3 separate regions of the Homo sapiens genome follow, and all the other regions are linked to region 1. Evidence: chromatin loops called from intact Hi-C (ENCODE). Cell type or tissue: B cell. All regions are shown on one strand. Links, peaks and the distances in the headings refer to the core of each region. The heading gives the core; the rest is flanking DNA.

Region 1 (10,769 bases), core at 1,500-9,499:
AGCTCTCCCCTTCACCACAGCCTCCCCTGCAAGAAGCCCTGTGTTCTCTGCATCATAGCATAACATACACTGTATTGACAAGGCTCTCTCTCCACCTGGCTGTGAGCTCTGTGAACACAGGGACCAAGTCTTATTCATCTTTGTGTTCTGGTGCATGGCCCAGAATAGGTGCTCAGTAATTCACAGATGGGGTCATAGCTGTGGATACAAACTGCTCCCCTGGAACTTACAATCTAGAGAGGAGAGACAGGCAACAAATAAAGACACAACATGTAGGAAGAAAAACACAGCAGAGAATGAGAATTAAAGGAATGTGTGTGGGTCGTTCTTAAGACAAACTCTGCGATTACGTGGTATAAGCAGACACCCGGAAGAAGTGAGGGAAGGAGCCCTGAGGTTTTGGGGAGAAAACATTCTGGGCACAAGGGGCCTTGGGTGTAGAGGCCCTGACTTTAGGAGCATGCTTGGCACATCTGGGGCATGGCGTAACTGGGATGAAGGAGGAGAGGTAGAGAGTAGGGAGGAAGTGAGTTCAGAAAGACAGCCAGGGCCACAGCATGCCGGGCTAAGCAGGCCTTGGTAAGGATGTGGACTATATTCTGAGTTAAGCCTAAAATCCTAGAGAGTTCTGGGCAAGGACTGAGACCTGACTGAGAGGTGAAATGCAGTCTGCTTGCTTTGCGGGGAATGGATCAGAGTGGGCTAAATGCAGGAGCAAGCCAGTCAGACAGTGGCTGCTGTGAAACCCCCTGCTGCATGGACACCTGGATGAGAGAGGGCAGGCAGCAGATAGGCAGGGGGCAGGGCCTCAAACACTCGCAGCCTGTCCACTCTCAAACTGGAAACTGTATCTCAAGTTCAGCAGTTGGCTTTCTGAGTCTCCGGAGTTATCTACCAAAATATTTGAGCTGGCTTTTATCCTATATGAGCTGAAGCTGGCAGGAGGCTACTTGTAAAACTCCTTCCTTAGGAAAGAAATGATACACGCTACGCGAGGAAAAAAGAAAACAGCTGTGAATGAATTCTTCCCTCACTTTCGAAGATGTGGGTATGTGGCTAGAAAGATGGGGCAGGTTAAGTGTTTATAATAATCAACCTCTGACCAAGCCGGGTTATAGTTTAGAAAGCTGGGGGGCTGCCAGCTGAGCAGGGTCTTTTGAGAGGCAGTCTGGTCCACTGGGCAGAGACCTGGACTGGAAATCAGAACATCTGGGCTCTGGGCCTTAAGCTCTGCATTCACCAGAGTGGCCTGGGGCAAGTTTCTTAGCACTGTGAGCCTTTGTTTCTTCCTTCTTAAAATGGAGAAAGTAATTCCTGCTATCTCCCTGCAATCTCAGGGAGCCAAGATCCAGGCACAAGAGCATCCAGGAAGGGGTTTGTTCCTTTCTGTAAGGAGTATACGGCTTAGCTCTGGGTGGTGGCACACCAGAATGAAATGACTCTGGCTACGACTGAGGGGTGAGATCCCAGTATCTAGGGATTGGGCACTCCAGGAACAACTTGCATTCACTGTGCCATATGCTTACAAATCACAGTCCCATCTATTTTATCATTTGAGCCTCATGACAACTCTGTGAGGTGGTTGTCACACCCATTTTAAAGACAAGGAAACTGGCCGGGCACGGTGGCTCACACCTGTAATCCCAGCACTTTGGGAGGCCGAGGTGGGTGGATCACCAGAGGTCAGGAGTTCAAGACCAGCCTGGCCAACATGGTGAAACCCTGTCTCTACTAAAAATACAAAAATTAGCCGGGCGTGGTGGCGCATGCCTGTAGTCCCAGCTACTTGGGAGGCTGAGGCAGGAGAATCGCTTGAACCTGGGAGGCAGAGGTTGCAGTGAGCTGAGTTTGCACCACTGCACTCCGGCCTGGGCAACAAGAGCTAGACTCTATCACAAAAAAAAAAAAAAAAAAAAAAAAATGAGGACACTAAGGCTTAGAATGGTGAAATGGCTTGCTCAAGGTTTCACAGCTGCTCCATGTGACAGGGTGGAGCGGGTGCCTGGAGCTAGGGCATGGTACCCTGTCACCTGCCCCCACAATCTGTGCCACTTCTGTCAACCACTGTGCTGACCATGGCAGGCACACCTCAGCTGGCTGCTTCCTGAGCCCTACCAGGAGGCGTCAGGAAGGTGCTGGTGAGGCAAGGCTGGGGAATGAACCACCACCTATCTCAAACCCTGACTGGGCACATGGCGCCTGGGCTGTATCTACAGAAGACTAAAACTCCAAAGGAATCTCGCCATTAGCGTTAGGGAGATAATCCTGGGACTGGTGGAAGGAGGAGACCTCTCTTCTCTAGGATGTAAACTGCAATAAGCCAGCAGCTCTTTTGAGGAGGACAATGGCAGCAGCAGGATGCAGGTGGGATGCTCTGAAATTAGGGGCACCCGTGAGGCATGCACAGTACTACCAATGTGCCGAGGGAGACCCCCAGGGTCAGACAGAGCCTCTTCTCAGATCTTGATTTGAACTTCCAAACCACCAAGATCTGCTGGTGCCGCCGTCCTCCTCCTCATCAGATCCCCCCATTCACCCCCAGCCCTGCAGGGCCCAGGTTCAAGCCCCGCTTCCCTCAGAAAGTGTTCTCTGACCATCAGGATCCAAGAAGCCTGGCTTCCCTCTGTGTCCCAACGTGATGGCTGCTGGCACCACACAGGAGTTGATATTGTTAGTTACCTTTTTTTTTTTTTCCTGAGACAGCGTCTTGCTCTGTTGCCCAGGCTGAAGTGCAGTGGTGTAACCATGGCTCACTGCAGCCTCAGACTCCAGGGCTCAAGCAATTCTGCTACCCCAGCCTCCTGAGTAGCTGGGACCACAGGCACACGCCATCACACTTAGCTAATTTTTAATGCTTTTGTAGAGACAAGGGTCTTGCTATGTTGACCAGGCAGGTCTCGAACTCTCACACTGAAGTGATCCCCTGACCTCCTAAAGTGCTGGGATTACAGGCATGAGCCACTGTGCACGGCTGATATTGTTAGTTACCTTTGCAAATAATTTTTTTAAAAAGAGTAACTTCAAACTGTTATAGTAATTTAGAGGTGACAAAGAATGTTTACAAACATCATCTCATGGTACCCTCACAACAACCCTGTGAGGTGAGTCTGATTCAGCCATTTCACAGATGGCGAAACTGAGTCTTAGGTCAGTGACATGCCCAAGGGCACACTCCTGGCACAGCTGGTACTGGAACCAGATCCGAGTTCACGTCCGAAGTTCCTTCCACAGTATGCACACCTCGGGGCCACAGCAGCTGAAGGCCCTTCCATAGGCTGTGGCTGGAGAAGGCGTGTTCCTCTGTTTGGGGTGGTGATAAGTAGGCCAAGGTGACGGGTGCGATTTCTGTGTGAGACAATTCCATTAACCATGTCCCTCAATCACAGATAGCACCCCTCACCTTGAGCCCAGTTTCACAGGTTGGCCAGCAAGCGGTCTTGGTTCAGGAACTCCATCTTAGTCTGCAGAGAAGGATGCAATGGCAGGAAGTGCCAGGCTATGAGAGGCACACAATATGACATGGGCGCAAGCTGGGAGCTTGTTCAGTCACCAGACACCTCTGATGTGTCAGTCTCTCTTCAGGGCTCCCGAGACACAGAAACAGACACCTGCCCTCGAGGAGCTCACAGTCTAGACAAACAAACCCAGGGTCCAAACAAATGGGACACCAACAGTGTGCGAGGACTGGGAAGGGGTGCCTGAGGTCTTCTGGGGCACTGGGAAGGCTTCACAACAGCAGGGCAAAGGATGAGCAGAAGGTGACCAGGAGTATGGAGAGAACATGCATGAGGGCAGGGGCGGGGCCCCTTTAGACGCAGCCCAGGGAGGACAGACTGAAGAAGGACAAGAGAAGGTGGATGGGTTACAACCCCATTACAACACTTCAGGGGAGAGAGTGTCAGGGGAGAGACGGTGAGAATATGCAGTGCAGGTGGTGAAAATGGGAGCCAGTGAGTCAGAGGGACCAGGGGCTCAGGCCAATGCACAGCCTTCACTGCTGGACATGGTCCCACAGGACCTCGATGCTGAGCTGGGGCCTGGGCTGAGTCAGGAGACAGGGCTCCAGGCACGGCAGCCTCTGGGTCCTGGTGTGTTCCTGCAGCCAGGGATGGATATACTGAGAGCTTATAAGGCAGACGATGTGTGGGTTTTTGGGGTCCAGAGACAAAGAGGCCACTTTCTGAATTTCCAACCTGACTAGATTCATGCAGTGGGAATAGCAGGACAGGCCAAGTGGCAGCTGACTGTTAGGACAGAGGCAAAAATAAAGCCCCGTGGGAGTGCAGGAGGGAGTGCAAAGTCACAGGGAGCGGGGCGGCTGGGAAAGGCTCCATCTGTGGAGCCACATTCTGACAGGACGAGTGAGATTTTAGAAGTGTGGGGAAAAGTGAGAGGGGAAGAAGGGCCAGGGGCACAGGAGAGCCTGAGTAAGAGTGTGACTGACGGTGCGACTTGGGTAGCTGTTGGCATGGAGGCGTACAAAGGCCCTGCCTGATACAACATCTGGAGCCCTGGGGTGAGAACAGGGGTGGGTCAGCAAAGAGACATATCCGGCTTTCAGAAAGTGGCCGCCAGAGGGCAGCTGGGAGCAGGCAGGAGGCCAGGGGCTTGCCGTCCTGTTCCCCTCAGGCAGGGCCATGCTGGGCCTGCTTTCTCTCAGGTGGCACAAGGTGTCAAATGGCCTCGGCAGCCAGGGAGATGAAGACAGTCCAGTACTTCCTTCTCTTTAGGGGAGAAAGAGGTAATTTCCAATGGAAAGAGGTTTACAAGAAGCAAAATTCAGCCCCACCTCCAAGAGCTATGAGGTTTAACAACCTTCCACTCCCCTCCAAAGAGCACATGGAGCTGGGCCTGACTCTTCCCGGGAAGGTCTGCCTGTAAGTCCCTTTCCGGGGCTCTTTCTCAACACTGTGCTGAAGGTGCAGCCCCTGGGCCACTGGGCATCAATGAAGGACATAAGAGGTTGAAAAACTGGGAAAACATTTATTATCCAGCACCAGGAGCTTCATATTTTGAAATATACCAATGATGTTATTACACGCAAACCAAGTAGGAAAAGGACATACATTATGCTCCAAGAGCCAAAGAGAACAAGCACTTCATCCTGTGTTTTAATTCGCCCGGATTCCCACTAAGCTATGGGGTTTTCCTTTTTCTTTTCTTCAGAGTCCCACTGTATAAAGTCGATGAAGAACTACTCTGGTTGCATCAGGGCGAGGACCCTGGTATACCTTGGTGGACCCCTGGAACTCCTCAAAATATCCAGTTTGAAATCCACTGCATTCAACCCCCAAACTGCAAATAAACTTGCCTTTGACCACACATGCTTCTGTCCCACCCCCACCCAATCCAGCAGCAGGGGCACGTCTGACAAGATTTCATTAGTGAGAACCAAATGCGAAGAAACAGTCAAAATCCAGTTACTCAACCCTCTCCTCACCAGCACTGCTTTCCATGCACCTCGGCCCTCTTCCTAAAGCCTGGTCCTTTTCTGGTCCTTGGCCTGGAAAAAGTGATCTTTCATGAGGGAATGCTAGTGGAGGAACGTTGGGCGTGGCCATGGTTCTGCTCAGACTTGTCCTGTGGCCTGCACACATCCTCCCCCTCACTGGGTCTTGGTTTTGTCATCTGTAAATGTAAACCCAGTCTCATGACACCCAAGCCTCCTTCCCTGGCTCCCACTCACTGGCCCTACCCCGGCCTAGACTATCTGCCTTCTACACCAGCAGAGGCTTTGAGGGGGATTTTCTTTAAAATTCACTCCCACTATGTGGTCGAGTGCCATCAGCTTGGGGTCTTGCCTCAAGTGCCACCAGGGCCCTGCTCTCCTGGAGTAATGGGAGACGATGACACGATGACTCTAGTAAGTTCTGAGAGGACCTACAGTGGTTTAATGGAAAACTGCTGGATGTGGGGACAAAAAGAGGAGCAGCATGGGGCACGGCCCTGAAGGCCACATACCAGGCACCGGGCATCTTCGTGTCATGTGAACTGCCACGGGCCTGTGGTGTCATTCCACCTGCTGATGGAGGAGGTGACTTGCTCAGGGTCACACAGACCCAACGTAGCCCGGCTCCAGGACATGCACTCTTCCTGCTAGACCAAGCTGCTCCCACCACACTTCCAGGCACTGGAGGAGAAGAGGAGCATGTTCTCATCCTGGCTTCTCTTCCTGACTGGGTCATATCAGGAAGTGGTTTGGGCCAAGTACAAACTTCCTCCCTCTGGGGCTCAGTTTTCCTGGCTGTGAAATGAGACAGACACTGTGCTATCTCCATGGCACTGTTAAGCGACAACCAGGCAAGACACAGATGCAATGCAGGAAGGAACCAGCCCGAGTTTCACAAAACTTCAACCCTCTCAGGCCCGATGGTCCTCTTTTTATTATAATGTTTTGTAATGATCCTTGCATTATCCTGAAGTGAAATTCATAGATTACATAACCTACCTACCTAAATTCGGATATAATGCCTTACATGTACTGCAAAGGAGAGAGAAAAGAGAAGCAGTCTATAATAAAATGTGCATTACAACACATAAAGGGCCAGACCCAGCTACACTAGGAGACGGAGGCGGTCCACGCTTGCACCTACCCACAGACCCACTGGGAGTGCTGCTGCTGCAAATGGGATGTGACGAAGGGGAGGTCTATGGATGACTGAAACGTCACAGTGACGATGCTGGAGATAGGACTTTACGAAACAGAAAACAACTCTTGGTAAAGTTACAAACAAAATTAAGTATGATTTTCTTTTGACGGATGCAGTAGTCAAATTCCTAGAAAATTCAGCACATACTAAACCTGGTTAAAAAAATAAGTGCTTTTTCTTAAAACAGAGCAAGCTCTGGCTTGAGTTTTTCAACTGCATGTTTTGGTGGGACACGCAAGACAAGACTTCACTGCGCAGGATGATCCTGCACATTGCAATGTGCACCTGTCCCCGCTGTCCCCTAAATCGCCAACAGCTCTCCGTTTCCACTTTGTCTCTGGTGAGAGCTTCTTGTCTGGTCTGACACTGCCATTTCAGAGTCTAGAACATCAACACCTACAAAGAAGACAAAACGTAACTAAAGCCACATGCGAGGCAAAGGCTGAGTGGGGGCAAGAGCCTCCTCCCGGCTTGCAGGGCAGGTTCTCCCCCGACTCAAGGAAGCTCATGGACAGTCAAACTTTCTGCAGAGTTTCAGACACTGTGGCAGGGGAGGCATGTTCCCTATTCAGTTGGGATGTGGCCAAGCGGCTGCTGCTGCTACAACCACTACTACTTACTGCTAGTCACCATCACAGCCCTTCCTGCTTGTGCTAGGCTGTCTGTCTCAAATACTTCTACAGCCATCGTCCCCTTGGACTCTCATGCTGCGAGACAGACATGCCACGGATAACCACCTACATTTCACAGACGAAGAAACCAAGGTCCAAGAAAGGGAAATGAGTTGCCCAAGGCACATGCAAAGAAAGAGCACAGCCAGGTCTAGCACCCAGGTCTCTTGGTTACCTCAACACCATGACCTCTTACCAAGCAGATGACAGCTTACCCGGCACCCTGAAGGGCGCCTTGCCTGGCAAAAGACTGTGGAGGACAATCAGTACTCTGTCTTCCAAATGAGGATACTGAGGCTCGAAAATGTCACTAGACCTGATGAAGTCACACAGTCAGCAGATGGTGGGACTAGGGCAAGAGCCAGGCCTCCTGAGTCTCAGTCTGGAAGGCTAGAATTGGGGTCCCTGTTCTTAGAGGGTTGCTGAGATTCAAAAGGTGAAAAGGCTCATGCAGTTATCACACATATCCTGAGTCCCCGTGGTGTGTCGCCTCTGTACTTGTTCTAGAGAGGCAGGGATGACTGAGACAACACAGGTCCTGCTCCCAACAGGACTAGCGTGCTAGTAGGGATGCTGGTACCAAAGAGGTGTCCTGAATAAAACATGCTAAGTAGCATGATTGAGTAAACATGCAGGGCCAAGGGCACTGGCTGCAGCTGCCCAACAGGAGGCAGTAGATGGAGCAGCAAGGAGGTGGCCCTGGATGTTGGCATGACCGGCACAAGGTCTGACCCTGGGGCCCCGTGGCTCTACAAAGCCCTCTGTGAGGCCAGCTCCCATCCCTTCTTCTCCTTCAGCTACAGGAGTAGCTCCAAAAGTTAAAAAAAAAAAAAAAAAAAAAAAAAAGTAAAGAGAGGAGAAACTGGATTATATACCCCTAAAACCCTTCCTATCTTTAAATTCACTTGTGACTGCAGCTCAGCGGGGGATTATTTATCTACACATTTGATCTCACAGTGCCATGTTTCTTTCTCATGTTCCTGCAGTGATTCATCCAAGGAAACTCTTTCTCAAATAGGCACTCAGACTTCTGATAGTTCCAATAAAAATTATTATGAGGACTGGTAACTGTTATGACTATTTTTAATGCAGAACTACCTCATCCCCATCATAACGGGAGCTTTGCAGGGTTTATAAAAACCTTGCCAAGTTCTCTGAGAACTTTCTGAGGAGCAGAAAAACATCTTTTGCCCTGGGGCCCTCACACTAGTGTGGAGAGCTCCTTATTCCTTAGAATTGTCTCAAATAAACCAAGTGGCCACCTTCACCAATTAGGAGGCACAACCCAGAGAATAACTCATGCTTTGAGACAGTATTATCCACATAAATAACCAATTAATCCAATATGAGAAAAGGAGAAGCTAAAGCCAGAGATCTGATCAACAATGAAAGTAATGACTTTCAGCTTTCAGGACCAGATATTACAATAAAGAAAAAGAAAAGTAACGGCTGAAGGTCTGCCTGAGAGGAAGAAGATTTAAACCACCACCATCATAATAAATAGAAGAACTCAAAAGTCAAGTCCCCTGGGGCTGCTGAATGCAGAGGTAGACTATGTACTTGTCCCCGGCCCAGTGCCACCTGAAAAGGTCACAGTGGGTTTTAAAAAGACAGCAACTATTTACCAAACACTTACTTGGTGTTAGGAACTGTCCTGAGCACTCTAAAGGGATGATCACAGTTAGTCCTCAGAACAACCAACGGGCAGGTACAGGTCAGGCGACTGGGGCACAGGGAGATCAAGTAACTTGCTCAGAATAAGTACATATGCACACACACACGCTCACACGCACCCTCCTGCAGCACGTGCATGCATATACCCACAGCACACAGGGCCCTGGGTGCCGGGATGTGAAAAACGCAGAGAAAAGCACATACCTCCTTGCCCTCAGGAGCTTGTATCTATGCACTCAACACTCAACAGCTCTTTTGGGTCTGTGGATGCATCATGCACTGTGATGGGCGCTGGGATCCAATGGGGATCCAGGTCAGCTGCTGTGTCTCTGCCTCTCACAACAGCCTTGTGGGAGACCAAACAGCAGCCGGGCCTTAATGTTACAAAGTGGTGAATGGCAATGGGGAGCATGGGGAGCACATAGAAGGGGCGCCTCATCCTCACCTGGGGTGGGCATGGGGGGCCACAGAAGTCTTCCCAGAGAAAGGGAAACCCAGTAGGAGAGGAAAGATCAGTACATGAGCAGGCAAAATGAAGAGGAAATGGATAAAGAGAGGCAGAAACCAAGTGTCCCAGGAGGCCAAGCGGGGAGACAGAAGTTGAAGGAGGAGGAAAGCTTTGCTGAGAGAGCACTAGGCTGGATCCAGAGGGCTGGGGAGGATGTTGATAAGCAGAGATGGTAAGAAAACATTCCAGGGAGAGAACAATATTTGAAAAGCTTGGCATCCAATCCCTACAGGACGCTGACTTTTCTACATCTGTCCTTGGCTGTGTGCCTTTCTACTGTTTGCATATTTTTAGAAAACAAAAACACAAGCTCATCTGAAAGCTCCCTGTGTGCTCTTGTCACTTTTGGTATCCTTTTCCTTCAAAAAAAAAAAAAAACTCTCTGGGAAAATATAAAATGACAACCTCTTAAGCCCCAGAGCCACAGAATCTTGCCTCTGATTTGTGTCTTTTTTTTTTTTTTTTTGAGACGGAGTCTTGCTCTGTTGCCAGGCTGGAGTGCAGTGAGGCGATCTCGGCTCACTGCAACCTTTTTCTTCCGGGTTCAAGCGATTCTCCTGCCTCAGCCTCCCAAGTAGCTGGGACTAGAGGTGCACGCCACCAAGCCCAGCTAATTTTTGTATTTTTTCTTTTAGTAGAGACAGAGTTTCACCATGTTGGCCAGGATGGTCTTGATCTCTTGACCTTGTGATCCGCCCGCCTCAGCCTCACAAAGTGGTGGGATTACAGGCGTGAGCCACTGTGCCCACCCTTTATGTCCATTTTTAAAAGTAGGTGACAGTATGATGGTGGGTGCCAAGATCAGCAGGCAGCAGAGAAATACTCTGGTCAGAACTGCCCTTTAAGGAGAGAAGAGGAACGGGTGGGTAGGGGCCAGCATGGGAGAAAAACGCCAACCCTCCCTCTGGCACTTCTGGAGGAATCTAGGTCTCTTAGCTGCTAGCTCTCCCTTCCCCATCATTACACCAGATGGCGTCTCTTTCAGAAGCCAGACGAGGAAGAGCCAAGGAATCTGTGACCCACCAACATGGCTCTAGAAGCTAAACAAGAAGTTTCTCCAGCAGAAGGAAAGGTCCAAGGAATGACAAACACGAATAACAATAACAACTCCTAAAATGTAGACAATGTAGATGTCACCTGACAGCCAAGGAGGTGTACTTATCCTCTATCATGAGCCTGGAACATACCACATGACGTTAGGCTGCCTCCATTCATTTGTGGAAGGAAATACAAGGTTGCTTTGTCATTAGAGGATGCACGCACCTG
Region 2 (10,769 bases), core at 1,925-9,924, 51 kb after region 1:
TTCAGTCGATTTGTATCTTTGTATTTAAAGTATGTCCTATAGGTAGTGTATGACTGAGTCTTGCATTTTCACCCAGTCTGACAATTTCTATCTTTTAATTGGGGTATTTAGTCTATTTACATTTAGTTTATTGATGTAGATGGATACAGGTCTACTACTTTGCTATTTGTTTTCTGTTTGTCTCATCTGTTTCTGGTTCCTCTGTTCTTCGTTTCCTGTATTCTTGTGGGTAAACTAAATACTTTTCAGAATTCCATTTGAATTTCTCTATTGACTTTTTAGCTATACCTCTTTTTTTTTTAGAGGTCTTTCTAGGGATTACAATATACATTCTTAACTTTGTAGGGTACACTTAGAGTTAATATTGTACCACTTCAGTAAAATGTTAAGAACTTCATAATTGCATAATTTCATTCTCCATTCCCATCCTTTATGGTGTAGCTGTCATATGTTACTCAAAATACAATGTTACATATTTTTGTTTTGGACAGTCATATATATATATATACATATATATATATATACACACAGCTGACTCTTGAACAGCACAGGTTTGACCTTCACAGGTCCATTATACTACTATTTCTTTTTTTGAGATGTGGTCTCACTCTGTTGCGTAGGCCGGCGTACAGTGGTATGATTACAGCTCACTGCAGCCTCAACTTCCTGGGCTCAAGCAATCCTCCCATCTCAGCCTCCCAAAGTGCTAGGACTACAGGCATGAGCTACCACCATGCCTGACCCAGGTCCACTTGCACATGGAATTTCTTTTACCTCTGCCACCCCGAGACAGCAAGACCAACCCCTCCTTTTCCTCTTGCTCCTCAGCCTATTCAATGTGAAGATGACAAGGATGAAGAACTTTAAGATAATCCATTTCCAATTAATGACTAGTGAAACTAATGAAAACATATTTTCACCTATGATTTTAATAAAATTTTTTCTCTAGCTTAATTATAAGAATACAGTGTATAATACACATAATATACAAAGTATGTATTAACCAACTGCTTATGTTATTGGTAGGGCTTCCTGTCAACAACAGGCTCTTAATAGCTAAAATTTTGGGGGATGCAAAAGTTTAGGTGGATTTTCAACTGTTCGAGGGGCCAGTACCCTAACCCCGGGATTGTTCAAGTCATGTGCGTGTGTGCGTGTATTGAAGAAATAAAAGTCTTTAGGTTTACTCATATATTTCTCTTTTCTGGTAATCTTTATCCATCCCCGAGCACTTGAATTTCCTGGTATCTTTTTTTTTTTTTTTTTTTTTGCAGCCTGAGGAACTTCCTTTAGCATTTCTTTTTTTTTTTTTTTTTTTTTTTTTTTTGAGACAGGGTCTTGCTCTGTCACCCAAGCTGGGTGATCTCAGCTCACTGCAACCTCTGCCTCCCAGGCTCAAATGATCCTCCTGCCTCAGCCTTCTGAGTAGCTGGGACTAAGGACATGTGCCACCATGTCTGGTGTATTTTTGTATTTTTTGTATTTTGTAATTTTTGTATTTTTTGTAGAGAAGGGTTTCAACATGTTGCCCTGGCTGGTCTCAAACTCCTGGTCTCAAGGGATCCGTCCACCTCAGCCTCCGAAAGGGCTGGGATTACAGGCGTGAGCCACCATGCCTGGCCTCCTTTAGGATTTTCTGTACAACAGGTAAGTTGGCAATACATTCTCTTAGTTTTCTTTTATCTGAAAAACATCTTTGTCTTCAAGCTTCAAAGCACTTTTTGTGAATAGAGAATACTGAGGTTTTTTTTTTTTTTTTGTCTTTCAGCACTTTAAAGGTATTGTTTCATTGTCTTCTGGCCTCCATGGTTTCTGAGAAGTCAGCCATCATTCACATATAATGTATGCAATGGATCCCTTTTCCTTTGGTCATTTTTAATATTTTCTTTTTCTTTCGTTTTCAGCAGTGTGACTTTGATGGGTTTAGGTGTGGTTCTTTTTGCATTCATTTTGCTAGGGTTTCACTGAGATTCTTAGGTATGTAATTTAAGGCTTTTCACCAAATTTGGGAAATTCTGGTCATTATTTCCTCAATTATTTTTCTTCTGCCTCATTCTCTTTCTCCTCTTCCTCTGGCACTCCAATTACACGTATGTAGACCTCCTGATATTATCACAAGGCACTGGTAATTCTTTTTAAAATATTTTCCCATTTTTCAGATTAGATATCTATTGATCTGTCTCCAAGTCCACTACCCTTTCTTCTGGATCTCTGATCCACTTTTAGTCTCATCCAGTAAATTTTTCATTTCATTTCCAGTAGTAGAATTTTCACTGGGCAAGTTTTTTTTTTTTTTTTTTGAGACGGAGTCTCGCTCTGTCGCCCAGGCTGGAGTGCAGTGGCGCGATCTCGGCTCACTGCAAGCTCCGCCTCCCGGGTTCACGCCATTCTCCTGCCTCAGCCTCCCGCGTAGCTGGGACTACAGGCGCCCGCCACCACGCCCGGCTAATTTTTTGTATTTTTTAGTAGAGACGGGGTTTCACTGTGTTAGCCAGGATGGTCTCGATCTCCTGACCTCGTGATCCGCCCGCCTCGGCCTCCCAAAGTGCTGGGATTACAGGCGTGAGCCACCGCGCCCGGCACTGGGCAAGTTTTTTATAATTTCCATTTCTCCTTTGGGATTTCCTGTTTGTTCACTTTATCCACCTTTTACTTAAAGTCTGTGAACATATTTATTATGGGTAATTTGAAGAACTTGCCTGCTCGTTTCAACTTCAGGAGCATTTCAGGGTCTACTGACTGCTTTTTTCCCCTTAAGTATATGTCATATTTTCTGACTCTATATGTCTACTAACTTATGATTGTATGTTAGATACTGTATGATACATTGCAGAAAGTCTGGATTATGCTATCTTTCTTTAAAGATGTGAAGTCTGTTCTGGTAGTCAGGGAAATTACTGGCAGATCCTTTTGGTGCTACCAAGCTTGGTTCAAACCTTTCTTCAGTTCTATTTCCATTTTGAACTTAGCCCTAGGGTATCCCCCTCCTCTGCAACCACCCCCCCATCTGACTCAAGAGCACAGTCCTACTCCTAAAGTGTGACAGTTCTGGGATCTCAACTGAATGCCTGAGGTGTTCTGGGCGGTTTCTTCATTCAGGTTAAGCCGGATCTGCAACATCTCCCAGAACTGAATGACCTCTGGCATCATCATTCAGCTCTCAGCCCTACAGCAGGCGATCTCTGCCAGGCCTCATGAAGAATCTCACTCTGTACATGCACACCCAGCCCTCAGCCAACAATCCAAATAGAATCCTTACACAGAACTCTGCTGTCTTTGCCCTGTCACAGGGCTTCCATTTCTCTAGTTCCTTGCCCTGCAAAGTCCAACTATTTCAGTGGCGTAGAATTCTAATTTCTGCCCACTGAGCTGACTAAAATCACCTTTCCATTTGGGCTCCACCACTCCATGCCAAGACTAGATAGTGACTGCAGGCAGAAAGCCAGGGGCTTCTCATGGTGTTTCTTCTCTCAAGAATCAAAGTCCTATCTTATCTGTCCAATGTCTGAAAATGGCAGGGATTTAATATCTTCTATGAGTCTCAGTACCCTTTGTATATTCAGTTGCTTCACATATTTTACACAGTTTCATAGTTGCTTTTGTCAAGAGAGCAAGTCATTACCATTATTCTGCCATGGCCAGAGGCAGAAGTCAAATATGATTATTAAACTACCAAAGGGTATTCTTTTTCATTTTCTGAAGATGCTAGCCTAAGAGTAAACATCTTTTCTGTGAGAAGTGCCTTTCAGTTTCACCCCTCATTTCCTCTGTCCTTCACACGTTACTACTGTCTTTTATCAGTTTCACTAGGTAGGTAACAGGTAAGAGTGAACCTTTTGGCACTCCAATTACACGTACGTAGATAAAATAGAGTACTATTTTAACTCTATCATCTAGCTTTAATGAAGCACTTGAGAAGAATTATGAAAAGAAGCAAAAAATGTGGCAAGCTTTCTGAGTAGGGTGCTATGAGATAGGGATTCCAACCCTTGCTTTGTTATTGACATGCTGTATGTTCCTGGGCATTCAGGTCTCTACTTTGACCCTGGTGTCTCCAGGTCCGATGAAAAAAAAAATGATCTTATAAATAACCATGTACTGCAGGAGTGGTACCAATTCCTAAATCGTTCATGTCAGGGCAATAGAAAATGTTGGAAAGATAGAATAGGAACTGTTGGCACTTGTGACGCAATTTAGTGAGCAAGTTAAGAAACGTATCCTGTTTGAGGTAGCATCTTATAATGTGAAACCATGAATTGCGCTCAGCACCTGGTATACTGCTTAGGTAGTAGGTACAGTGTAAGTGGTGATCATATGAATAACTATGCATAGATGAATACATGAATGAATGAATGAATGAGGAAGACGGGCATCAACACTCACACAGGATACTGATATTAAATCCTAAGGCATTTGGCTTTGGATTTTGAAAACAGTAAATGCTCAATAAACAACAACTGTGTTGACTTGAATTAAAAGATGTGCTTTCCATGTGTCCAGACTCCAAGAGAAGGCAGAGTGGGCTGAAAATAAATCACAGAGCTATACTAGAAGACACTCTACTTAGGAGATCTAGTTCAAAAACTTGCTGTGGTGACTTGGGAAAGTCAACTTTCTTCTGTGGATTTTAGTTTTCTTTTCTGTAAACAGACTAACCTCACTTCTCTTTCTTTCTCATTGGGATGTTTGTGAATGAAAGGGTCTTTCACTAACAAGAAATGAATTATGTTTGTATAATAATGACATTTCATGAGAATTTGTGTTAAGAAGGCAGGGTGTTTTGAGTACAAAGCCCTTGTGTCCTGGGAGTAGAGAAAAGGAGGACAGAGAAATGGCTACCCAAAATTAGTTACAGTCTCTAACACATTATGAAATCCTATTAACAATGCTGCATTAGGCTTTTTAAATATAATATTTTATATGTGCTATCATTATTTGACTCCTAGAACCTCAACTATGGCTCCAAAAACCAAAATGGAAATTGGATCTGCCAGAGATTCTGGTATTCTCAACCACTTTGCCTGAGAGACATTTCTTTAAAAAGTTTACACTAAAATAGCTCAGCCAGCCACAAGACGCTAAAAGTTGCCTTTTCCTTTCCAGTTCACTCACAGTTCAGTTCCAGCTCTTGCTGATAGGGCCTGCCTAAGCCTGCCTGCTCTGTGAAGTCCAACTGTTTCTTATACCAGAGGGAAGACATGAAGAACAACAAACTCAGATTAAAAAAAAAACAAACTCCAAATCATTTTTCTGATGATCTGAGACTTGTCCTCAGAAAATGTTTTATTTCCAGAGTTACAGCATCTGGAAAGAAAGTGTGAATGGCCAAATAAAGAAACCCCGATGTCAGCTGAGCAGTCTCTTAGGGGGACTGTAATATGGCTCTTCACCGATATCTGTGACCTTAGACTTCCGTGGACTTGGTGTTCATGAGGACACTATGCTACATATAATCTTTCTCCATATACATCTTTCATCATATAAAGGGAGAAGTAAAGGGGAAAGGTAAAAATCCCACCACTGGACTCCTGGGAGTGGGAAATCTAGTTTCTAGCACATGCCCTGGTGGTTCAGGCTCCTGTGCCTTGTAAACACAGTTGTCCTCACCTCCTGAAACAACCTCTTACCCCATCTACAGGCAAACTTGGGTTTGTCCTTCAAGATCCAATTTGCCTGTATCTTCTTTAATGAAGTGTTTACTGAGCCCCCAGGATAGAGAAAATTATTCCTGCTGCTGTGCTACTTCTGTATTTTGAAATTTTATCTATTTAGTGGTCACAGAGCATTACCCTTTAGGAAGGGACTATCATTTTTTATTCATCTTTTATAATCAATTGTGGGCAGCCCAATTCTTGGTACATGGTGTGTGTTCAGAATCTTTGTTAAGCTATTTTGCCTGAAAGGACTGGGACTCAAGAAGTGCACAAATTACTAGTGATATGAAAAGGGGACAGATAGGGCCTCGTTTTTTCAAGCTTAGAGTTTGCTGAGTCTAGCCTCCAATATCAGGCCACCCTGCCCTGAGGTACTCCCTTCCAACCACACTCCTGGTTAAACTCATCCGCAGCAGAAGTAGACCACATGTGCTAGCCAAGGCAACTGAATATTCTACGGACATCATTACTAATTTCCAGGAGGAAATTATAACATCTCTGAGAAATGCAAGTAGCATAAAAGAAAAACTTAAAAGACAGATAACAAATGAAGCAACCTCTACCATGGGAAACAGAATTTAAAAATCCAATAGGTATAATAAATGTCTTTGGAGACACAAGGGAAGATACTTAAAACATTAAGTGAGAGTAAGCCATAAGGAAGAACAACCAAGCAATTTTTTTTTTAGTATAAAAATATAATTGCTGAAATAGAGAACTCAGTAAGTATGCTCAGCAGAAGAGGCAAAGATGAGAAACTTAGAATAGGGTCAAAGAGTTGACCCAAAAACATCAGGTAGGGAAAAAGGGACAGGGACTACAGAAGTAAAAGGCATCTCAGAAGCAAAAAAAAAATTAAAAAAAAGATGAAATGACAGATAATTTTATAGAATTCAAGAAAGATGTAAGAGCTCAAGACTGAAAGGGTCAACAGCGTTCCAAACAGAACTGATACGAAAACAACGTGGGCCAGGCGCGGTGGCTCACGCCTGTAATCCCAGCACTTTGGGAGGCCGAGGTGGGCGGATCGTGAGGTCAGGAGTTCGAGACCAGCCCGGCCAACATGGTGAAACCTTGTCTCTACTAAAAATACAAAAATTAGCAGGGTGTGGTGGCATGCACCTGTAATCCCAGCTACTCGGGATGCTGAGACAGGAGAATGGCTTGAACCCAGGAGGCAGAGGTTGTGGTGAGCCGAGATCGAGCCATTGCACTCCAGTCTGGTGACAGAGCAAGACTCCGTCTCCAAAAGAAAAAGAGAAAGAAAAAGAAAAAAGAAAAAAGACAACAACGTAAGTGTGCACATGCACACATACAGACACAAACACTGATTACGATATCTAAGTACAGCAGAGACAGACAATTCTAAAAGCTTTCCACATAAAACCAAGTCACCTACAAAGGAACAAAAATCAGACCAGACTTCTACACCTCAGCTAGGGTAAAACAATGAGATATTATCTTCAGAATGCTGGAGAAAACAAATTTTTGAACCTTACTTTTCAGTCTATACCAATCTAAACTATCATATACATGTAAGGAAGAAAGAAATATATTTTTAGGTATACAAGATTTCAGAAAGTTTTCCAGATACAGACCTTCTTTGGAAAAATGTTACTGTATATATTCTAGCAAAAAGAAAATTTGCTCCTAGGAATAAATAGCAGGGTATGGCAAGTGGGAGCATCCAACTGAATACTTTTAAGCCATGAAGAGGGAATGAGGTACTGACACATGGTACAATAGACAGAACTTAGAAAACATTATGCGCAGAGAAAAAGGCAAGACACGAAAGGCCACATATTATATGATTACATTTATATGATACTCAGAATAGGCAGATTTAAAGAGAGAGGACACAGATTTTTTTTTTTTTTTTTAAGGAGTCTCACCCTTGTCGCCCAGGCTGGAGTGCAATGGTGCGATCTCAGCTCACGGCAACCTCCCCCTCCCAGGTTCAAGCAATTCTCCTGCCTCGGCCTCCCAAGTAGCTAGGATTACAGGCATGCACCACAATGCCCAGCTAATTCGTATTTTCAGTAGAGACGGGGTTTCACCATTTTGGTCAGGCTGGTCTTGACTCCTGACCTCAGGTGATCTGCCCACCTTGGCCTCCCAAAGTGCTGGGATTACAGACATGAGCCACCATGCCCGGCCAGGACACAGATTAGTGGTTGTCACAGGCTGGTTGACAGGGGATGTGTGCCTGGGTGTTAATTTATAAAGGTCACTGAGAATGACACAAAGAGGTCAGTGCCATTGAAAGAAAAGTTTAATGTCATTCACAGTTCCCCCACAAAATAAGAGGCACAGCACAACATGCAGGGCCACGGGGGAAGCACCAGAGTCAATAAGGGGACAGGAGCCAGGGGAAGGCACAGGCCACAGCCCTTACTGGGGCTTCCACAGAGAAGGCAAGGCAGGCACGATAAATGGCTTAGAAAAAGCTATACCTGAATAATTCTAGCAGGCTTTGGGGCCTAGGAGGTGTCCCTAGTTGTCTGGGACCTGGTTCTGGGTTGATTTAGAGCAGGGGAAATATTGGCTTGGTGTGTGCGCATCAGATAAAGGAAGTGGCTGGGGTATGGACTCAGAATTGGTTGGTTTGTATACGAAAGACAGATTCACCAACAAAAGCTTCTTACTGTCTCTAGGAATTAGCTAACCCTGGGAGGGGCAGTCTCTTCCCCAGCCAACATGGCCGCGTAAAGATGTCAAAACGTCAGCCGGGCACGCTGGCTCACGCCTGTATTCCCAGCACTTTGGGAGGCCAAAGTGGGCAGATCATGAGGTCAGAAGATCGAGACCATCCTGGCCAACATGGTGAAACCCCATCTCTGCTAAAAATACAAAAATTAGCTGGGTGTGGTGGCGCGTGCCTATAATCCCAGCTACTTGGGAGGCTGAGGCAGGAGAATCGCTTGAACCTGGGAGGCAGATGTTGCGGTGATCTGGGATCACGCCACTGCACTCCAGCCTGGCAACAGAGTGAGATTCTGTCTCAAAAAAAAAAAAAAAAAAAAAAAAGTCCAAAAATAATAAAATGCAAAAAATATGATTGATACAGAGTGAGGGAAGAGACTAATTAATACGGAACTTCCTTTTGTGATAAAAAGAACTATGCAAGAGGGGCTGGGCACAGTGGCTCACGCCTGTATTCTCAACACTTTGGGAGGCTGAGGCAGGATTGCTTGAGCCCAGGAGTTTGAGACCAGCCTGGGCAACATGGTGAAACCCTGTCTTTACCAAAAAATACAAAAATTAGCTGGGTGCAGTAGCATGTGCCTATAGTCCCAGCTACTCAGGAGGCTGAGGTGGGGGAATAGCTTGAACCTGGGTAATAAAAATATATAAAAACTAGATAAAGATGGTGGTTACAAAGTCACAGTTTTACAGTGTGCAATTCAGTGGTGTTTAGTACATTCACATTAAAACAAAAATCTCATAAAGTTTCTTATTGCCTAAGGTTTAATGATGTTTGAGTAATCAATGATAATCAATGACTATTTTTAAATAAAATATCCATAACTTTGCTCAAAAATTCCAGACACAACAACTTTTGTATACGTATAGGGTGTTACTCTATGAAGAACAGAAGGCAGTAAGAGTATATTAAAGACAAGGAAGCTGCAGACACTGACAAATTTTAAAACGACGATAAAGAAAAATACGTATAAGCATGGGTCACACTAAGGGAGGAGTAGCCATGAGGAGAATAAAAATAGAACCTATAGTTTTCCAACCAACTGAAGAAATATAATATATCCATTAGAAGGCGAAATGAGAAAAAACGAGGAGAAAAAGCATAAAAAATAGAAAATATAGAATAAGACAGCAGAATTAAAAGCTATTATTATGTTAATCTTTCTTTTGCTTGTGTACTGCTATGGACTGACTGTGGCCCCCAAAATTCATATGTTGAAGCCCTAACCCTCAATGTGACTATAACTAGAGACAGGGCCTGCAGAAAGTCAATTAAGGTTAAATGAGCTCCTAAGGGTAGGGCCCTGATTGACAGGATTAGTGTTTTTATATGAAGAGATGCCAGACATGTGCATGCTCTCATGTGCACTCTCTCTCTCTGCCAGGTGAGTGCACTGCAAGAAGGTGGCCATCTGCAAGCCAGGAAGAGGGCCCTTGCCAGAAACTGAACTGCCTGGCGTCTTGATCTCGGACTTCCCAGCCTCCAGAACTGTGAGAAAATAAATGTCTTGTTTAAACCACCTAGTCTATGGTATTTTGCTACAGCAGCCCAAGCAGACTAATACACATACCTTCTAAAAGTATTTAGAAAACCTATGTATCTTGCATTTTTTTTTTTTTTGAGACACGGTCTCCTGCTGTTGCCCAGGCTGGAGTGCAATGGTGCAATCTCTGCTCACTGCAACCTCTGCCTCCTGGGTTCAAGAGATTCTCCTACCTCAGCCTCCCAAGTAGCTGGGGCTACAGGTGCACACCACCATGCCTGGCTAATTTTTGTATTTTTGGGTAGAGACAGGGTTTCACCATGTTGCCCAGGCTGGTCTTGACCTCCTGGGCTCAAGCAATCCTCCTGCCTTGGCCTCCCAAAGTACTGGGATTACAGGCATGAGACACCGTGCCTGGCCCCTCCTGCATATTTTTAAGGTGACATCTACAATTTTTCAAGGTAAATTTAAATGGTTGCGAAAAGATGTAATATTTAGAAACATTATATATGGCATGCATGCATTCAATATATTAAATTTATAAATGCAATTTAATATGTAAGTGTAAGCTCTTTCAGAATTTACAAAGAAGGTCTGACATAGAACATAATTGGCAAAGCCTGTCTGCTCTGTCAAACATTCAGGCGAATCAGATTTACTTTCTGTCAGAAAAAGTTTGACCTTATTTTCAACTCAAACATGCTATACACATCACAGTGAAAGCATAGCACTTCGGGATTCTTAGTTTTAAAACCAACTACCAGATAGGTAAGGCATGGGGATGCACCATGAGTTGGTAGCCTGGAAGAAAAAAGACCTGCCCTTCCGTTATTTTTTACAGAGACCTTCTTTGCTTTGCTTTTATGAGACTCTCCTTTAGGGCCAACGAGTTTTCAAACTATTTCTGTTTGGTCCACCGAGGTATTAT
Region 3 (10,769 bases), core at 1,142-9,141, 48 kb before region 1:
AAGGCCCAATGCAAAAGTTCCTTCTATTGGATCCTAGCTGCTTCAGGGCCTACCTGTGTCATGGCACGTATCACCCTGAATCATAACAGCCACTTCTGTACCTGTGTCCCCATCCAGAACTCAAGTTCCCTGAAGGCAGGAGTGGGTCTGACTCATCCCTGTGAGGTTGCTGCAGACGCATTATCTCCCCTTTGCATTATTGGTGAAAGGGCCGGGTGGAGGAAGGGAGGATTGCTGCACCAACCTTTCCTCGGCGCCTGTTTACTGGCACCGTCGCATCCATTCCACGCCGATCCTCCGCAGTCCCCCTATCCTGCCAGCCGCTCCTCCTTGGGGCAGGGGCGGCGCGAGCCACAGGGGCGTGCCCGCGAGCGGGTCGGGGCTGCGGAGAGAACGGGCCGGGGTAAAAACCCGACGGCTGCCCGCGGGTGGGCGGGGCGCGCAGAGCCGGTGGGAGGCCGCGGTGGCAGCAGTCGCCCCCGCGCATCGAGGGACCCAGGGACTCGCGCAGATGGCACGCGGCCACCTCGGTCCTGCCGGGGAGCCCCATTTCCAACCGAGGCAACTGAGGTTCCCAAAGCGCCAGCTACCCGCCGGGGTCTGGAGAGCGCCGGGGCCCGGCCGCCCCGCCCAGCCAGAGGTGCCCCGCCCCAAGCCTGGCGCACCTGGCCCCGCCCCGCCGGGACCCCGCCCCCGCCCTAATCAGAGCTGGTTCCGCGCCGCGGCCGCCGCGACAGGTGCAGCAGAGCCGAGCCGGCCGCGCTCCGAACGGCGCCTCCCGCCCCACCATGGGCAACAGCGCGAGCCGCAGCGACTTCGAGTGGGTCTACACCGACCAGCCGCACACGCAGCGGCGCAAGGAGATACTGGGTGAGCGCCGCGCGGGGCCCACCCCGGTGGGGACCGCCCCGTTGGCCCGTCTGGAGTCGCGTCGTGGGGTCGAGCCCAGACGGGCCGCTCCAGCTCTGGCCCAAATTCCAGTGGGCGTTCCGCCATTGCCGCTCCCCTCCCTGGGGTCCCCGGCCGGCTCCCCGAGGGTCCCCCACCCTGGCCGGGTCTGAAACTCCCTGGGACCTGAGGATTCCGAGGACCCCAGTACGGGTCCGAGCGCCAGGGAGCGCGTCCCAGCTGTTCCTCGCGAGCCACTCCCGGGGCCAGGGCCGGGGCTCTGGGATGCTGGGACGCGAGGGCGCAGGGGCGGCCCCGGGACGCGCTACGAGGCGCACGCGCTCCCTGGCGCGGAGGCAGCTTGCGCGACGCGGGGCCTCCACCCGCAGTCACTGGGCGCCTGCTGCGCTCAGAGCCCCTGGGTCTCGCGGCCACGGGCGCCCCAGGCTGGAGTTCAGGGCGGATGAGCGCCGGGAAGGGAGCAAACGCGAATGAGAGGCGCGCGTGTTTTCTTTGAAAAAAGCAAAGATTGTACTAAAGAATCCTTCTATTCTGGCATGTCGCTTATTACGTGGTGGCTGTTTTCCTTGTTGCTTCGTGTCCTCTGCGAGGAGGGCATCTTTACCCACTCGGAGTCACTCTCGTTCATGCCAGAGGCCCCATCCCACCCACAAGCAAGGTGGCCCCGGTGAGTCGTCCTTGGCCCGGGCTTACGGGGTTAAAGGGCCTGCGTCTGGAGAGTGGCTTTTGCCAGATGCCACCAAATCGCCACAGGCTGAGACAGGCCCGCCCCTCCCGCCCTGCCTAAGTCAGCACCGCGCGTTGCCACACTTTGTAATCTTCAGTCAGATTGGGGAAACAATACCATTTCACTGTGGCTTTAATTTGCACTTATTTGATGGAGGTTTCACATTTTAATCGGGCGTTTTATTTAATTTAATTAATTTATTTATTTAGAGACAGAGTCTCGCGATCTCGGCTCACTGCGACCCCCGCCTCCCAGGTTCAAGCGATTCTCCTGCCTCAGCCTTCTGAGTAGCTGGGATTACAGGCACCTGCCACCACACCCGGCTAATTTTTGTATTTGTAGTGAGATGGAGTTTCACCATGTTGGCTAGGCGCGATCTTAGCTCACTGCAACCTCTCCCCACTGGGCTCAACTGATCCTCCTACCTCAGCCTCCTGAGTAGTTGAGACTGCAGGTGTGTACCACTATGCCCGGCTATTTTTTTTGTATTTTTACTAGAAACAGGGTCTTGCCATGTTGCCCAGGCTGGTCTCAAACTTCCGAGCTCGAGGGATCCACCCATCTCAGCCTCCCAAAGTGTTGGGACTACAGGCATGGGCCATGAGCCACCACGCCTGGCCTGAACAACTTTTTTTTTTTTTTTTTTTTTTTTTGAGAGGAAGTCTTGCTCTGTCGCCCAGACCGGAGTGCAGTGATGCGATCTCCACTCACCGCAACCTCCGCCTCCCAGGTTCAAGCGATTCTCCTGCCTCAGCCTTCTGAGTAGCTGGGATTACAGGCACCCGCCACCACACCCGGCTAATTTTGTATTTGTAGTAGAGATGGGGTTTCACCATGTTGGCTAGGCTGGTCTCAAACTCCTGACCTCAGGTGATTCACCCGCCTCTGCCTCCCAAACTGTTGGGATTACAGGTGTGAGCCACTGCGCCCAGCCAACTTTTTCTTTCTTCCTCTTTTTTTAATCCCATGGCAGCATACTGAGATACCATGACTTTTAAATGTTTGAAACCCAAGATACATTGGGTGGCTAGCCTGTGACTGCATCCCGGGGTAACTGGGGCCTCAGGAGCTGGAAGCCTCTATGTGGGTTTGTGACTGCTGTGGTTTCTCCTGGGAGGTGAGCTGCAGCCCAGCATCGTCTGGTCCCAGCAGTGGTAGCTGCCTCCCGTATGCTGTGGAACTCCTGGGGAGGGCTGGGAGGAACCTTGGGGGTCATCTGACCCTCCCTCCCTGCTCATCATGTGAACAGGGCAGGTGTCCTGGCTACTGCCCCTCAGCAGGTCTGAGGTGGGGCTGAGGCTGGAGCAGGGGCCTCCTTGGCCCTGTTTGCATTTCTGTCCCCTCCCCTGGCTATCCCCAGCTTCACTTCACAGGACTCATTGGGTATCTGGCACCATGTGGAAAAGGCAAGAGGCACATGGCAGCCAGTGTCCTGGTCCCTAGGAGCTCATATCCATAGAATAGGAGCTGGGCCTACCTCAGGGCCACCTGGAGGGATCCAGACACTCTGGGCTGTGGCCTCACTTTCCCAATCTGCAAAACGGGCAGTCGTCCTACCAGGCAGAGTAGGTGTGAGGATGAGATGATATCTCAGCTGGGAAGGTGCCCGAGGTGGTACCTGGCCCTCCAGGACGTGGGGAAGGAGCTCTCTCTAAAGAGGGAAGCCACAGGCCCTGGAACCAATCCAGGAGGCTTTCTGGAGGTGGTGGCTAGGAAGGTTGAAAGACTTGGAAAAGGGAGAGGCACCTGGGGCCAGGGCTTGGGGAGCACAAGTCCTCAGGGCGGGCCCTCCAGCTTGGTCCACGCTCCCTTTCCTGCAGGGCGGAAGCAGGGGCTTCCTTTCCACCTGTTGTTTTCAGCTAATAAATTTGGAATGTGCCATTCCCTCCCTCCCCGGCACAAGCTGTTCCCCCAGGTGAATGTCCCTCCTCCCTGCTCTGCCAGGCTCTGTCTTGCTTAGCCTTGCTCGCTCAGTTCAGTCCCACCTCCTGCAGAAAGCCCCTCCACTGCTCCCAGACCTGGCCCAGCTGGATGGGGACCCCTCCTCTGGGTTCCCCTCCATGGCTCCAAGCCCTCTGGGCTCTGGGCTCTTTGGGGCACAGTTCAAGAGCTTGGCTGTGGAGCTGAACCCCTGGCAAGGACCCTGACACCCACTTATTAGCCACGGGTGAGTCTGTAAACAGATGAAGGAGTTGGGGCCTGGGCAAATGAAAAGGGGTTAATAAATCATACCTTCCTAATGGGGCTGCTGTGCAGATTAAACGAGGTGATATGTAAAGTGCTTATTCCAGGACTCGATGAGTATCAGCTGCGATGATAATGATTAATGTCTCAGAGACCTGGCAAGGGCTGTCGTTTCCCTAAGGACAGGGAATACTCTCTGCTTCCTCCATGCCTATGCTATTCCCAGGCCTTGGAGAAATGCTCTGTGTAACTGCCAGCATCTCTTTATAGAAGAGGCAGGAGTGAGGCTGAGAGAGGGGAAGCAACTTGCCGGGGAACACACAGGCCAGGCTGGTGCTCAGGCAGCCTCCTGCCCCACCCAGCTGGCTCCTGCAGCCTATGCCAAGCTCCTGGGTGCCCAGGGATGTTCAATAAAGATCATAATCTGACAGTCAGAATCCAGGAAGTCCTTGCAAAGAGCTGGCTCCAGGAGCTCTGTGGGTTGGGGCCAAAGTCCATCTCCAGCTCCTGCCGGGGAGGGGGACATGCTCCCTAGAACATAACTTCCTAAGAAAGTGGGGTCTCCTAGGCCAGGGCTGAGGCTCCCTGACCTGAAAGGGCAGGACCGGAGCCAGCGAGACTGGCCCCATCAGAGACCCAGCCAGGCGTGGCCGGTGGAGTAAGAGGCAAGCTCTGGGTTTGTTTTTTTTTTGAAAATGAATAGCTTTGTAATTTTGTTTGTTTTTAAATTATGAAAGCAGGGCACACATGGTAATACAAAAATTCAAATAAAGAAAAACAAAAGAGGAAATCCCGGAAGCGAAACTGCTGGCTGTTGCTGGATTATTTGCTTCAGAAAGGCCGGGGCTGAGGCTCTGTCAGTGGTAACTGGTAAAATCCAGGACCAAACTGCCAGAGCCACAAGGGGATCCTGGGGCTCCATCTCCCAGCCACAGAGCTGCCCGGCTGCAGGGTAAACCCATCTCTGTAACGTACGGGGGCCTGGCTGCTCCCAGATCTTCAGTATATATTTGTCACTGGAAATGAAAGGCAGGTTTAGTGAGCGGCTGGTGAGAAGCTGGACACTTGCCACACTTTCCAGATCCAACTAGGTCCCAGGGTGCCTCCCACACTGGACAGGGTCAGGCTTGTCTCTTGGCACAAAACCTCAGGTGGCAGGGATGGAAGCTGTGGGTAGGTGGCTTCCCAGAGCATTAGGCCAGGGCTGGGAGGAAGAAGTTTAGGAAGGAGGGGATTAGGAGGGCTTTGCTGCCTTTGTGAGGAGAAGCTTGTCCCAGGTCAGGTTACTCAGCTGTGGATGGGTGGGGAAGAGGCCACGTTGTATGGAAGCATTTCCTGCTGTGGCCACCAGGTGGCATCGTCAACCCTGAGCAGGTTTGTGGTGGAACAGGGAGCTGGGAAGCAGGTGGCGGCAGAGGTGGAATGTTGGAGGGATGATGGGCAGTGACGGGCACCTCCCATGTGGCCAGTGAGTGACTGTCATATGATGGCATTTGGCCTCCCTGGGAAGGTGATACAGCAGGTCTCCCTAGATGTTGCCAGAGCCAGGGCTTGGGGGCTCACTGGGGCCCAGTGTGGAAGAGATAAGAGGCCCCTTTGCTTTTGGGAGCCCTGCTGGGGACAAGACAAAAGTGACTTTATTGCCAGCTAGTCAGGAGGGGCAGGGGTGGAGTGGCCTGTGACTGGGAGTAGGGGTGTGGCGTGGGGGGGCCCTGTCTCTGCTACTCTTGGAGGCAAGGGTACAGCAGCCTCTCTGGCCTGGCTGCCTGTTTCTGATGCGGTCCCTCTGCTCAATGGCTCAGCAGATTTGTCAGGAGCATTTCTGGGCAAAGGCTGTAACCCATCAGAGTCGCACCAGGGTGATGCAACTGTCCTGTGGGTGCAGGGGGCTTTGGGCTGGCCTCCCTTCAGCAGGCCCTGCCTCTGGCTCTGCCCTCTGGCATTTTATGAGTGAGCCTGCTAACTGGTATAAGTGTGCAGACGTTTCACACCTTGGCATCTGCTGCCCCTTCTTCTCCATAGGCCCCTAGGGAAGACCCCACCTCCATGGGCTCCCAGCCACAGAGGCTGTCAGAGCAGATGCCTTACAGATGGAGACTGAGGAGACAGGTCCAGAGAGGGACAGGGGCTTGCCCAAGGGCACACAGGAGTCTGACTGAGCCTGATCCATGATTTTTTCTTTCTTTTTTTTTTTTTTTTTGAGACGCTTTGTTGCCAGGCTGGAGTCCAGTGGTGTGATTTTGGCTCACTGCAACCTCTGCCTCCCAGGTTCAAGCAATTCTCCTGCCTCAGCCTCCTAAGTAGCTGGAACTACAGGCGCACGCCACCTTGTCCAGCTGATTTTTGTATTTTTAGTAGAGACGGGGTTTCACCATGTTGGCCAGGCTGGTTTTGAACTCCTGACCTCAAGTGATCTGCCCGTCTCAGCCTCCCAAAGTGCTGGGATTACAGGTGTGAGCCACTGCGCCCAGATCTGATCCAGAATTTTCTCTGGGTGCTCTGTGGCAGTGTAGCCAAGCACTAGATCGGTGCTGATGGAGTCTGAGTCCACATCGGGGCCTTGCTCACCATTGTGCAGGCCTGGAGTCGGGGGTCCTGAGTTCAAGTCTTGGCTCGGTCAGCCTTGTTGCACCTTGGTGGGCCCTTCTTTGCACCTCCCTTGACCTCAGACCCTTCCTGAGTCCTGCCTGGACAGGGTGACTTCTAGCAACAGCTGTTGTTCATGGCCACCTGCCCAGATGCCTTGTGCCTCACCTGGGGCCGCTGCTGGAAACCGTCTGTGTGGGTCTGTGTATCTTGGTTCCAGGTGGCTGTGCACGTCGGGCTCTGTGCTGCCCCACGGAGCAGAGAGCCCTCAAGGCACATGTGTCTCCCAGCTACTCCTGCCATCCAGGCTGGAGGTGTGGAAGGGCAGAGTCACACCTGAGGTCAGCTGAGTGCCCACAGCAGGACAGAGTTCCCAGGCTGGGCCAGGTTTGGGTGTCTAGCCAGAGCCCATGCAGGCCTGCAATTCCTCATGGGGCTGCCAGGGAGCTGTGTCTCTCCCTGTCCTTCTCTGCCTTGGGCTTTCCCCCTCTCTTGTGGCCCAGAGAAGATGGGGCCCAAGGCCATGGAACCCATTGACTCCCACTCCCCAGCCCCACCCATTCTCCCTGTCCCCCTTTCTTTGAGGCCCTGGAAGAGGCCCTGTATTAGTGTTCTCCAGAGAGACAGAACTGATAGGATCTATGTATCTATCTCTCACATCTATTATCTATCTATCTATCTATCTATCTATCTATCTATCTATCTATCTATCTATCTGTTTTTGCCATTACTGTCGCCCAGGCTGGAGTGCAGTGGTGCAATTGCGGCTCACTGCAGCCCCGAACTCCTGGGCTCAAGCGATCTTCCCACCTCAGCCTCCCAAGTAGCTGGGACCACAGGCACACACCACCACACCTGGCTGATTTTTAAACTTTTTGCATAATAAGGCCTTGCTATATTGCCCAGGCTGATCCTGACCTCCTGGGCTCAAGGAAACCTCCTGCCTCAGCCTCCCAAAGTGCTGAGATTACAATGTAAGCCACCATGCCTGGATCAATCGATATATCGATCTATCTTCCTATCTTCCTTCCTTCCCTTTCCCTCCCTCCCTCCCTTCCTTCTTTCCTTCCATCCATCCATCCATCCATTCGAAGAGGGGATTTATTAGGGGAATTGGCTCATGTGATTATGGAGGCTGTAAAGTCCCATGACAGACTGTCTGCAAGCTGGAGACCCAGGGGTGGCAGTAGGGGTAGCGTGGTTCAGTCTGAGTCTGAGGGCCTCAGAACCAGGGAACTCGACGGTGGAACCCTCAGTATGATATTGAAGGCCTGAAAGCAGGCGGAGGGTGGAGGGTGCTGGTGTAGTTCCTGGAGTCCAAAGGCTGGAGTTTTGATATCCAAGGACTAGAGAAGTGTGTGTTGCAGCTCCAAGAGAGGGAAGTGGTGGGAGAAGTAGAGAAGGATGGGAGGAGAGAGGGAGGGAAAGACAGGAGGGAGACCCTTGTCTCTGCCTTTTTGTTCTATCGGGGCCCTAGCTGATTGGATGGTGCTGGCCCACATTGTGGGCGGGCCTTCCTCACTCAGTCCACTTACCCTCTGCCAGTCTGGAAACACCTTGACAGACACCCAGAAATAATGCTCCATAGCTCTCGAGGAGTTCCTGAGTCCCCTTGGCACCCAGCTCCAGTGACCCTTGCCTTCTCCATGATGCCCACCCTGGCATCTCCATGACGCCCACCCTGGCATCTCCATGACGCCCACCCTGGCATCTCCTTCCCATCCTGCCGTCCTCTGGTGCCTCCCTGTTGCCCTCCCTGCCCCATGCCCTAGGCAGACCCACCCTCGCTACCTCATCTCACCCTCGCCTTGCCTCGGGCTGTGCCGGAATGGCTCCTGCTGAGACACCATGACCTGGCTAAGTCGAGGGACACCTGCTCTCTCTTCTTGTCCCTGAACCTCTGTGACCCCTGGCAGCTGACCACCTCCAAGCCCTGGCTTCAGTTACTACTCCATCCTGACCGTACCCAGGGTGACCTCAGCCACGACCCTCTCCTGCACATCCAGTCTGCATGGCGTGGTCCCGAGTGTTCCTGGCACGTCCCCACTCCCACTCCCCCAGGGACCTGGGCGCTCTGGAGCTGAAGATGGTAGATCTTTGCAATCTTTGCAAAAAGCGTGGGTTGTTTTCTCCTGTCAAGGAGTCAGTCAACTGACCTTGGGTGGGTGCAGAGTAGACCCACTCCTAAGACAGGGCTTCCGGGGGGCCCACTGGAGGCTGGGGTGTTCAGTGAGGCCTTTCTGCCCAGTGGGTTGGGACTCCCAGCCTGTGCCACCTCTGGAACTCCTTGGGTGCAAAGCTCCAGCAGCTGCTGTTTTCAGAACTGTCATGGAGCTCCTGCTCCAGCAAAGCTTCTCTGGGCCTCAGGCCTTTGGCAGGAGCCCCCTGTACCTGCAGTGTGGGTGTCTCGGGCTCCCTGAGTGCCATTCTCTGCTCGTTCAGCTCCTTGGGGGTCCCTCAGCCACGTGCTGCAGTCCAGCAGGTGCCTGCAGGCAGGTGAGGTGACCTGGGGCTCCCTGCATCTGTTCCCTCCTTGAGTCGCGCCCTGTGCTGCCCATGCTCAGCTGCCTCGTGCACTGCTCAGTTTTTAGTTACTTCCAGTTGGTGGCTCCCAAGCCTGCAAGCTTTGGGCCTGCTCTTGTTGAAACAAGCCAGGGCCAGGCCATCGCCCCAAGACCAGCTTTTCCTCTTAGATCAGAGCACTTCCTTTAATGACAATAGTACCAGCTTGTGCCTACTGAGTGCTGGCACCCCCAGGGCTCAGACTAATGTGCTGGCCACTCCACAGCCTGACGGGCATAGAGGAATGGCGTCCCCATTTCCCAGATGGGAAGACGCAGGCTGGTGGGCCCCTGCTATTGGCCAGGTGATGGCTGGGGTTGGGCCCCTGAGGCTTGTTGGGACCCGCCTGCACTAGGCCTCTTGCCAGATGTGCCACACTGGAAACAGCCCAGAGTCCACTCAGAGGGGACTTAGGGGCATGCCTGTTGGATGGGCCAGCCCAGTGCCTGTTTCTGGGGTCCCAGTGGCTCCGGAGGCCCCAGCACACCCATGGGAGATAGGACCAGCCCATAGCTGGGGCCGGGTGAGGGGCTGGTAGGGTGGGCGCTGCTGTCCTTCTGTGTGCAGGTTTCTCCTCTCTCCAGTGGTCCACAGTGGGGCCCCTGAGGGAAGGCTGGGGCTTGGAGGGGCAGCTGAGTCCTAGGAGGTGCTGAGGAAAGCGGGAAGGGCACGGGGCTCCCTGAAAGGCGGCTGCACAGGGCACAGGGAGGGACCCTGAGGGCGCACCATGTAGGCAGAACTTAGCATCTTTGTTCAGCAGATGGGGAAAGTGAGGCCCATTCTCCAAGGTCAGGGCTGCCAGGCTCTGTCATGGCTCTCACCTCTGAGGGGTGCAGAAGTGGCTGATGCTTGCCTGCACCCAAAAGCTGGAGGCCTGGGCTGGCCCTCCCCAGAGCTGCCTGCTTGTGGCTCACCTGGCACAGGTGTGGCCTGCCCCTCCCTCTTGCCCCAAGGTTTGGTCTCTTTCCAAGGGGAAGCAGCGGCTGGTTGCCTGTGGAATGGGGGCGGGGCGGGGGGGGGTGTTGGGGTGGGAGTGGGGCTGGAGCTGGCCGGCCCCCAGGCGGATTGGCTACTGCCCTGGGGGCAGGGGCGTCCCTGGGTAAGAGGGAGGCAGTGGGCAGTGGTGCCTTCGGACCTGCGGTCTCAGCCTACATACAGACACACAAAGGGGACTTTGCATGCGACTTCCTTGGCCCTGCGCCTGGGCCAGAGCCTTCCTGAGTGGGAGCTGCCAGCAGGTCCTCCTTGCCCTGCCTGACAGGAGACATTGCTTCCCTGCCTGGGACCACTTTGCTGCGGGCGCTGGGTCCCCACCTCCTGGCTGAGGCTCCCCGTGTGCTTGAGTACACAGACGGCATCAAGGCACAGCCTCTGAATCGTCTTCGCTGGCCCAGACCTGCTGGGTGGGAACAAGCTGGGATGAGGCCTGGCTCGGGGAGCAGCAGGGCCCATCTGCCAGCGTGGGCCACATGTGCCCCTGCTGGAGTCCTGCCCTCTGAGTCTGGTGGGATGAGGCTCGGCCAGGGTGGGGGCCAGCGGGCCCTCGAGGGACAGGGCCTGTGTGCAGGGGCAAAGGGACCAGCGAGGTTTGCTGGCCACTCCCACCTTCTCACCCCTCGGCCACTGCAGTGGGAGCGGAGGAGGGCGGGGTGCAGCCCCACCGAGCGGGGCCTCATACCTCCCTGTCTTCCTTGCAGCCAAGTACCCGGCCATCAAGGCCCTGATGCGGCCAGACCCGCGCCTCAAGTGGGCGGTGCTGGTGCTGGTGCTGGTGCAGATGCTGGCCTGCTGGCTGGTGCGC

Evidence for each region. A loop is a pair of places that touch in the nucleus more often than their neighbours do. Peaks named below come from ENCODE experiments on the same cell type or tissue, not always from the same donor. Only the 100,000 strongest peaks of a DNase experiment are listed, where the experiment ranks them.
Region 2: a loop joins it to region 1, with 18 times the contacts of the local background. A loop is called at or near these places in 38 of 110 quality-filtered maps.
Region 3: a loop joins it to region 1, with 2.7 times the contacts of the local background. A loop is called at or near these places in 5 of 110 quality-filtered maps.

The regions. Positions count from the first base shown.
Region 1 is chr14:100,102,301-100,113,069 of GRCh38, reverse strand. The region is part of intron 3 of EVL (Enah/Vasp-like); the gene reads right to left. MIR151B (microRNA 151b) reads left to right here and starts at 3,556; the gene lies at 3,556-3,651. MIR342 (microRNA 342) reads right to left here and starts at 3,415; the gene lies at 3,317-3,415. In B cell, for the core only: CTCF peaks have their summits at 4,387 and 4,588 (motif pointing right); a DNase peak (open chromatin) is centred at 4,579; H3K27ac peaks cover 3,150 bases.
Region 2 is chr14:100,051,962-100,062,730 of GRCh38, reverse strand. LOC124903379 (a long non-coding RNA gene) reads left to right here. Exons shown (of 2, transcript XR_007064329.1): 2 at 9,743-10,769. It also overlaps a transcript of EVL not described here. Among named protein-coding and RNA genes, the nearest start is that of EVL, 8.1 kb to the left of the region's middle. In B cell, for the core only: CTCF peaks have their summits at 5,422 and 5,627; DNase peaks (open chromatin) are centred at 3,752 and 5,610; H3K27ac peaks cover 514 bases.
Region 3 is chr14:100,149,607-100,160,375 of GRCh38, reverse strand. It overlaps DEGS2 (delta 4-desaturase, sphingolipid 2), which reads left to right and starts at 731. Exons shown (of 3, transcript NM_206918.3): 1 at 731-870; 2 at 10,666-10,769. The coding sequence starts at 789. LOC124903380 (a long non-coding RNA gene) reads right to left here and starts at 339. Exons shown (of 2, transcript XR_007064330.1): 1 at 245-339. RefSeq lists silencers at 385-784, 885-944. In B cell, for the core only: CTCF peaks have their summits at 4,980 and 5,182 (motif pointing right); DNase peaks (open chromatin) are centred at 1,425, 2,269, 2,635, 5,177 and 1 weaker place; H3K4me3 peaks cover 500 bases; H3K27ac peaks cover 279 bases.